3 separate regions of the Homo sapiens genome follow, and regions 2 and 3 are each linked to region 1. A link is an interaction called in ENCODE POLR2A ChIA-PET data of the cell type or tissue named here. Cell type or tissue: GM12878. All regions are shown on one strand.

Region 1 (2,500 bases):
AAAAATGCAATATTTTAAATAAATCCACAAGATTAAAACAGCTTCAAACTGTGTTTGACCCTTGTTGGAGTCAGTAAAGCATTTTTACTTCATTTTTGTTCTACAGTGCTGCTTTGTCTGTTAAGCATTATTTTCGTTAACATTTTTTTCCTGCACATTTATCCTGACTCTGACTAACCAGGTAAAAATTAAATGATAATCAGGAGACAAGGCATTATAAGGTGTCCAGGCAGTTCATACCTTTTAAACTCCTTATCTTTTCAGAAGTACTTTAAAAGATACTGTGAACCTCTTCATGCATTCACCAGCACCAGAAGATTTCAGATTATCTTGCAACATTTTCTAGATGTGAAAGCAATTCCTCTTGCTTTCATATTTTTCTTTGCTATTCAGTGACTCAGAGCTTCCACACATGGATATCTGAATAAGGTGCACTGACAAAGACACCTGTTGTGGAAGGTAAAGAAAGTACTTCCCACAATGCCTTACTCCCTGCTGGCAACCACCCAGGGGCAAACAAGAGTTATAACCGCAGTTCAGCAGCGCCTATGCACCCTGGGAGAGTGCATTCAGCGTAACCATAGGTAATCTTCTTGGTTACGAAGAACCCTTATAACCCAAAAGAAAAGGACCAGAAAAAACAATTTTAAATAGCACCTAGAGGTGCTGTACATTAAACTCATAAAACATTTACGGCATCAGGCTATAAGCATGCAAAAACATTTTTAGAAAAATAATCAAAGGCTTTAAAAATAGTTTAAGTTTACATACACAGAAACTAATAACTTCAAATAATTCAGTCCTTTTAGAATTCTACACAGGTTCTTAGATAAATGTTTTAAAAAGCTTCTATAATTTATAACCTTCAACAGATTGTTCTAATTAGCCACAGTGACTAGAATTATTAATAACATGTCATTTCTAAACCCAAGTGGTCCTCTATTGTAGCTGCAGTGCACAGATTTTCTTGAGCAGGGACACTCTAAGTTTGATTTGCAATCTTCACCTTTTGTCACCCTTAAAATGTTCCTTAAAGTTTACTTTACTTTTCAGAGTCTGGGAAGGAAAAATTCAAGGTTTCGTTTCCCCTTATTAAGTGTACTATATTTGTGGTTCCAACGAAAAACATACTCTTTGAAAACTGATGATTAGAGAAACTGTCACTCTACCGTCATTTTCTCCGGTCTCAGAAATAACAGCTACACCAATACCCTCCAAAACTTCAGAAGCTATTGTACACAGTCCTGTCTACGAACTCCTGTTTTACCATCCCCCCAACCCATTGATTCCCTGGGTTGTTTACACCTGAGTGTCTGCAGTTATCGCCTTCACACCACGCAACTGCATTGGAAAAAAAAAAAAAAAAAAAAAAAAAGGCAGTGGTGTGGAGAATTACCTGAGATCAAGGGCTGTGGTGTGGACAATACCATTTGAAGCTAAAACTTACCAGGAGAAGAGTATCAAAACAGGCAACAGAAACCAGCCACACTCCCGGTAACCAAATAGATGGTCCTCAGTTCAAGCAGGAACTAGCTAGCTGTCCGTCCCCGGGCAAGTCATTTAACTTCGCTAGGTTTCAGTTTCCTCATGGTCATGTAAATTGAGAGGGAGAGAATAGATTCCTGGTTTCCACATGGGTATAGAAAGTCAAAAGCAATGTGTCCTATTCCTATTTCCTCCTATCAAATAGGTTTATTTGATAGAAGATATCAAATAGGTTTATTTGATAGAAATAGGTTTATTTGATAGAACCTATCGAATAGGTTTATTAGGTTTATAAACCCTTTCTGGATCTTATTAAGAAAATGTTTATGAATAAAATATCTCCAATGATTTTTAAATGTTGTTCTGAGATTTTACACTGAAAGAGTATTCCATACTAGTAGCTAATTTTGTCCCAACAGTCATCCTCCTAGAACTGTTCTTTTTAACAAAAGCATACCTGGGTCATACTATGAGTCAAATAAACCATCTATTCTCAAGTGTCAAATTTAGAGACAGCCGAAACAAAAATCAAGAAAAGCTTGAATAAGAAGTGGCTATTTTTCTATTGTGTTCTCTCCAATGCAGCAAAGTAGTTGCATTATGGGAGTAGCATTTTTTTATACATCAGTCAAAGCAGCAAGTATAAAAATTATCTCACCTCACCGGGCGCAGTGGCTCACACCTGTAATCCCAGCACTTTAGGAGGACGAGGTGCGTGGATCACAAGGTCAGGAGTTCGAGACCAGCCTGGCCAATATGGTGAAACCCCACCTCTACTAAAAATACAAAAATTAGCCAGGCGTGGTGGCGCGCGCCTGTAGACCCAGCTACTCAGGAGGCTGAAGCAGAATCACTTGAACCCGGGAGGCAGGGGTTGCAGTGAGCCAAGATTGTGCCACTGCACTCCAGCCTGGGCGACAGAGGGAGAATTCCATCTCGGAAAAAAAAAAAAAAAAAATTATCTCAACTCAGGAGAGTAGCAGTCAAGACCTTTTTCCTATATCTCATATTCTAC
Region 2 (2,500 bases), 260 kb before region 1:
TTTGGCTATTTCACTGTCTGTGAACATCTGCTCCAGAGGAGAGCAGAGGGAAAAGGGGGAAAAAATTGCTCATAATGCCTGGCATCACGAACAGAATTTTAGAGACTGCTAGAGTGACCTCCCAGTAATGGACCAGCATCCCAATCACTGAACTTTTTTTCTACTACTGTGGCTTCTAAGATCTTCAGGCTGCAGGCAGATCCTGCAGAGCTTAAATCAGCATAAAACCCCTGTGACCACCCTACCTTTCAACAAGTTCAGAGTGCAAGACAGCCTTCCCATCAACATGCCCACCAACACCCTGCTCGGCACAGTCCTCTGTCTCCCTGCCACTGGGGCCTCTCTGTGAAGGTGGTGAGCTTCCCTAAGCCTCCTAGCTAGCTTGTCCTGGGAGAAATCACCCCCCACAGCCCCAGCCTCCTGGATTCTGAGATCATACCAAGCCAGAACTCCTTCATGGGGTCCCCAAAGCCTTCCACATAGCTCCTCCATCGCTTGAAGAAATCCAGCTGCCCAGTGTTCCGCCTCTGGAAGACCTGAGAAGGAAGATGAATACTTCACTCTGACCCTCCAAACAGACATAGGTGCTGGGAGACAAGAGAAGACCAAGAGCTTGCTCATACACTGCCTTCCTCCAGCTAGCAAGCCTTTCATTCTAGAGAGGCTTTTTATTTATATGTCAGTAGATTCACTATATTAATAAGCATTCTTTATATGTACCGTAGTATGCCAGGTACTAAGACATGTAGAGCAAAAGCAGAGAAGGTTCCTGCCCTCAAGAAATTTCAATTCTTTCCATTAGTTGTGTGATTCAGTTGCTAGTGTGGGTTGTCTAGGGCAAGATATTCCAGACCTCTGCTAACTCTCACATGTAACTTTCAACACCCATTCAACTCAATTGGGGCACATCATGTTTATGGCATCTTTTTTCCCCTTTTCTGAAATAGTTTGAGGGTAGGAATTATTTTTTAATTCACCTGATTCTTAATATAGCGATTATTTAATACTTATGGAGAAAAAAGTTCACACAACAAATATTTACTGAGCATCTACTATGTACTAGGCAATATGCAAGATAGTGTGCAAAGTGAATAAATCAGAAATAGTCCCTGCCCTCCTGGAACTAATAGTTCAGTAAATAAAATTACTAAATTAAATAATTTTTAAATGCAGTTAAAACTGTGATAAGGGCTATGAGGGAAAGATGCAACAGAACTGTAAGAGCATAAAACAGGAGGACCTGACCAAGGAGCCAAGAAACCACCCCCAGGACATGGCTGAGCTGCAGGATGAGTAGGAGTGGTCAGGCAAGAGCACGGGGGTGAATGTTGGGGCTTCTGGGGGCTGAGGAAGGGATGGAAAGGGAGGCTGAGAAGATGGCAAGAGTCAGTCCTGGTGAGCCTTTAAAAGGGATTGTTGAAGACGTTGGTCCAGGTAAGAGCGCTGGAAATTATTGCAGAGTTTTAAGCAGGAAATGAGATCCAATCAGATTCGTCTCTAGCTTGTAGTGTATGGAATGGACTGGTCAGGGGCAAGAGTGGAAGTGAGATGACCAATTAGGAGACCACTGTAGAGTGCAGATGAAGGGGGACAGTAGCTTGGATGAGGAATGCCCTGAGAATAGATGGAAGTGCATAGAAGGTAAAGTTGACAGAGGTGGTGACAGAATGTGGAACTGAAAGAGGAGGAAGTCAAGGTAAGATAAGTTTCTTATAGTATGGGCTTGCAGATGACTCTTCTCTCAGCTATTCACTGAGATGGGGGATTCAGAGAGGACAGGTGGTAGTTTATTGTTATTTATTTATTTTTGTTGTTGTTGTTGTTTGTTTGTTTTTTGAGATGGAGTCTCACTCTGTTGCCCAGGCTGGAGTGCAGTGGTGTGATCTTGGCTTACTGCAACCTCCGCCTCCCGGGTTCAAGCGACTCTCCTGCCTCAGCCTCCCAAGTAGCTGGGATTACAGGCACACACCACCATGCCCGGCTAATTTTTGTATTTTCAGTAGAGACGGGGTTTCACCATATTGGCCAGACTGGTCTTGAACTCCTGACTTCGTGATCCACCCACCTCAGCCTCCCAAAGTGCAGGTGTGAGCCACTGCGCCTGGCCAAGTACAGGTTTTATGAATGGGTCATGAGCTCATTTGGGGATGTGGTTAAGTGTGAGTTATTTCTGAGGTGTGCTAGTGAATGAAAATACCACAGAGCAATTGGATGTAAGGGCTGGAGTTCTAAAGAGAGGTCTATGCTAGACTTATTAAGGTAGAGTGTGTCTCAGGCAATGCTAGGAGTTCACTGAGTCTCAGTTCACTTTCCTCTTCCCAGGAACACAGGAGGAGGATGTCCATTTACAGCTTCCCTTGCATTTAAGTTGGAGCCATGTGACTGTTTGCAGCCAAAAGGCTGTAGGTGGGAGCCTTTTGTGTGTGGGTGGGTTCTCCACACTCTCTCTTCTACTGCCATGCACCATGGGGCCATGGGAAAGGCCACACACTGAAACAGC
Region 3 (2,500 bases), 270 kb before region 1:
AAAGCCTAGCTCAAGGCCACTTCTAAAGAAGATTCTCTTTATTGGTCTTCCCATGCACCCTCCTAACACACACACACACACACACCTACACACAAACACTCCTGAACTTCCAGAGCCCTTCTGGAGACACATGTAAAATTCAGTCCTTCATTACATCCCATCTGGAAAACTGCTTTAATTATTTTGCTTATGTATCTCCTGTTTCCCTATCATATTTTTCATCCTTTTACAAGCTTTCTTTTTCTGCTCATAAAAGGCAATAAGGGCCCATATCAATCACAAGCTTCATCAAGCTCTGTTCCTGCAATAAAGATTCTTACATTTATATCTCAGCTCTAAGTTTAGCGATCTTCTTCGCATGTGCATTCTCATCTCACTCTCACAGCAACCCTGTGAAGTGAGCAGGGCAGCTCTTAGTCCCGTGGGGAAACAAATTCAAAAAGGTTAGACTCTAGGAACTTCTTAAGGTCCCACCGTCCACAAACAGCAGAGCTGGGACTCAAATCTCTGTCCTGAGATTCCAAGTCCAGGGTTCTTTCTGAGACACCAATCCACCTATGCCTTCCTTGTTTCAATGGGGGGCTTCTTGCACGCTAGCAAGAGAGAGCTATCTATCAATGGCTCTTCAAGTGGGGTTCCCAGACCAGCAGCATCCACATCCCCTGAGAACTTGTTAGAAATGCAAATGGGCCAGGCACGGTGGCTCACACCTGTAATCCCAGCACTTTGAGAGGCCGAGGCAGGCAGATCATGAGGTCAGGAGTTCAAGACCAGCCTGGCCAATATGGTGAAACGCCGTCTCTACTGAAAATACAAAAATTGGCCTGGCATGGTGGTGCACACCTGTAGTCCCAGCTACTCTGGAGGCTGAGGCAGAAGAATTGCTTGAATCCGGGAGGTGGAGGTTGCAGTGAGCCAAGATCGTGCCACTGCACTCCAGCCTGGGTGACAGAGTGAGTCTCCATCTCAAAAAAAAAAAGAAAAGAAAAAAGAAATGCAAATTATTTGGCCCCAGCCCAGACCTACAGAACCGGAAACTACAGGTTGGGCCCCGGCAACCTATGCCTTGACAAGCCCTTCCGATGATCTGACGCAGGCTACAGTGTGAGAACCTCTGGTCTACAACTTCACTTGTTTTTTAGGGAACATTTACTGAATACCTGCTGTGGAGCAGCACATGCTTGGCTCTGTGAACACAAAAATAAGAAGGTCCTTGCTCTCAAAAACGTTTTTGGAGTGGGTGGGGTGAATATGCAGAGTTGGTAGCATATGTTAAAAGGGAAGGTCCTAATTTGCCCCCTCCAAGTCTGCAATCTCACCAGCAGCTCGTTTATGCCTCACCCAGAAAAAGCAGGAGGATTCTGGGGCCACGGAGGCCACTTCCACGCAAACACAGCAGACAGGTCTGTCTCCAGTAGTTTTCTCCAATCCAAGAAAGGTATATTGTCATGCTAGTCATACACATTTCCGCCTCCCTCTAGACTTTGTACAGAAAGTTAACCACAGCTTGAAATAACGTGCAGTGTCTCCCTTAGTAACCTTCTTTAAATGAGCACAGCTTAGCTAATTTACATAGAAGGTTCCCAGGGCTGCTTTCTAAGAATCTGTGCAGAGGCTCTCTTAAAGACATGTTTGTGATGATCTAAACCTGGGCACTGGGATAAAGAAAGGTAAAGCAGGTTTTCACCCAAATGTGGGAGGTCTTTTTCTGCAGAAGGATTTTCTACCTTCTAGAAACTGAAGCCATCCTAATGTTCAGAGTGTAGAGAGTGAGAATGAGGACTGGAGGGGTTCATGGCAGGCCCATGAAAGGTCTGTGCCCAAACTCAGAGGGGATCAAGTTGGTCACCATCCATCTCATCAAAATGTCCCTCTGAGGCCCACTCTCCCCCTCTAGGATTCACCAGGTTGGGAAAGATGGCCCAGGCAGCTGAACCTTCAAAGATCAGGAGAAGCCATTAACATCGCATCCCCTGTCAGTCACACACAGACACAGTAGTGTGTGTCAGAACCTTGAATGTCTTTTATTTCAGGATTAGGAATGGATGATTACAAATGATTTGTGCCATTTCTAGCTCTCCCTTTCATCCAGGTACCCATTAATTTTTTTTTTCTTTTTCAGGTGCCAGCATTTAAAAATCCATCCCTGGTCCCAACCCACTAAATGCTTCCAGAGCTCCCCAGTCACATTTCCAAATGCCCCCAGGTTGGGATCCATCCCTGGTTGTGTCCCCACTGTGGCCCATGCAGGTGGGACTCGAAATCAGCTGTAAATCATTGGTTAGCCCTAGAATTCATTCTGCACCATTCTGAATGCCTAGCTCTTTATGTTTGCATTATGATCTCTAAATAGATGAATAACATCTTAATGGTGGAGCTCATAAGATAGCCTCCCTGCCCCCACTAGAAGACTCAGAATCAGAAACTAAATTTACACATCATTACCTTGCTGGAATTTGCTTCATGAAGGGAAAATGGACTTTCTGATATAACTTGAGTG

Evidence for each region. ChIA-PET counts read pairs that join two places held together with the same protein. Peaks named below come from ENCODE experiments on the same cell type or tissue, not always from the same donor. Only the 100,000 strongest peaks of a DNase experiment are listed, where the experiment ranks them.
Region 2: POLR2A ChIA-PET joins it to region 1 with 13 read pairs; 2 of 35 experiments call an interaction of 5 or more read pairs at or near these places.
Region 3: POLR2A ChIA-PET joins it to region 1 with 11 read pairs; 2 of 35 experiments call an interaction of 5 or more read pairs at or near these places.

What each region holds. Positions count from the first base shown.
Region 1 is chr1:174,873,454-174,875,953 of GRCh38, reverse strand. All of the region lies in intron 19 of RABGAP1L (RAB GTPase activating protein 1 like), which reads right to left. Among named protein-coding and RNA genes, the nearest start is that of RABGAP1L-AS1, 80 kb to the left of the region's middle. In GM12878, no CTCF peak of the experiment used is centred here; DNase peaks (open chromatin) are centred at 1,123 and 1,468; H3K4me3 peaks cover 1,847 bases; H3K27ac peaks cover 1,608 bases.
Region 2 is chr1:175,133,881-175,136,380 of GRCh38, reverse strand. TNN (tenascin N) reads right to left here. Exons shown (of 19, transcript NM_022093.2): 16 at 440-536. Among named protein-coding and RNA genes, the nearest start is that of KIAA0040, 58 kb to the left of the region's middle. In GM12878, no CTCF peak of the experiment used is centred here; no DNase peak of the experiment used is centred here.
Region 3 is chr1:175,141,104-175,143,603 of GRCh38, reverse strand. The region is part of intron 17 of TNN (tenascin N); the gene reads right to left. Among named protein-coding and RNA genes, the nearest start is that of KIAA0040, 50 kb to the left of the region's middle. In GM12878, no CTCF peak of the experiment used is centred here; DNase peaks (open chromatin) are centred at 1,053 and 1,503; H3K4me3 peaks cover 1,523 bases; H3K27ac peaks cover 1,769 bases.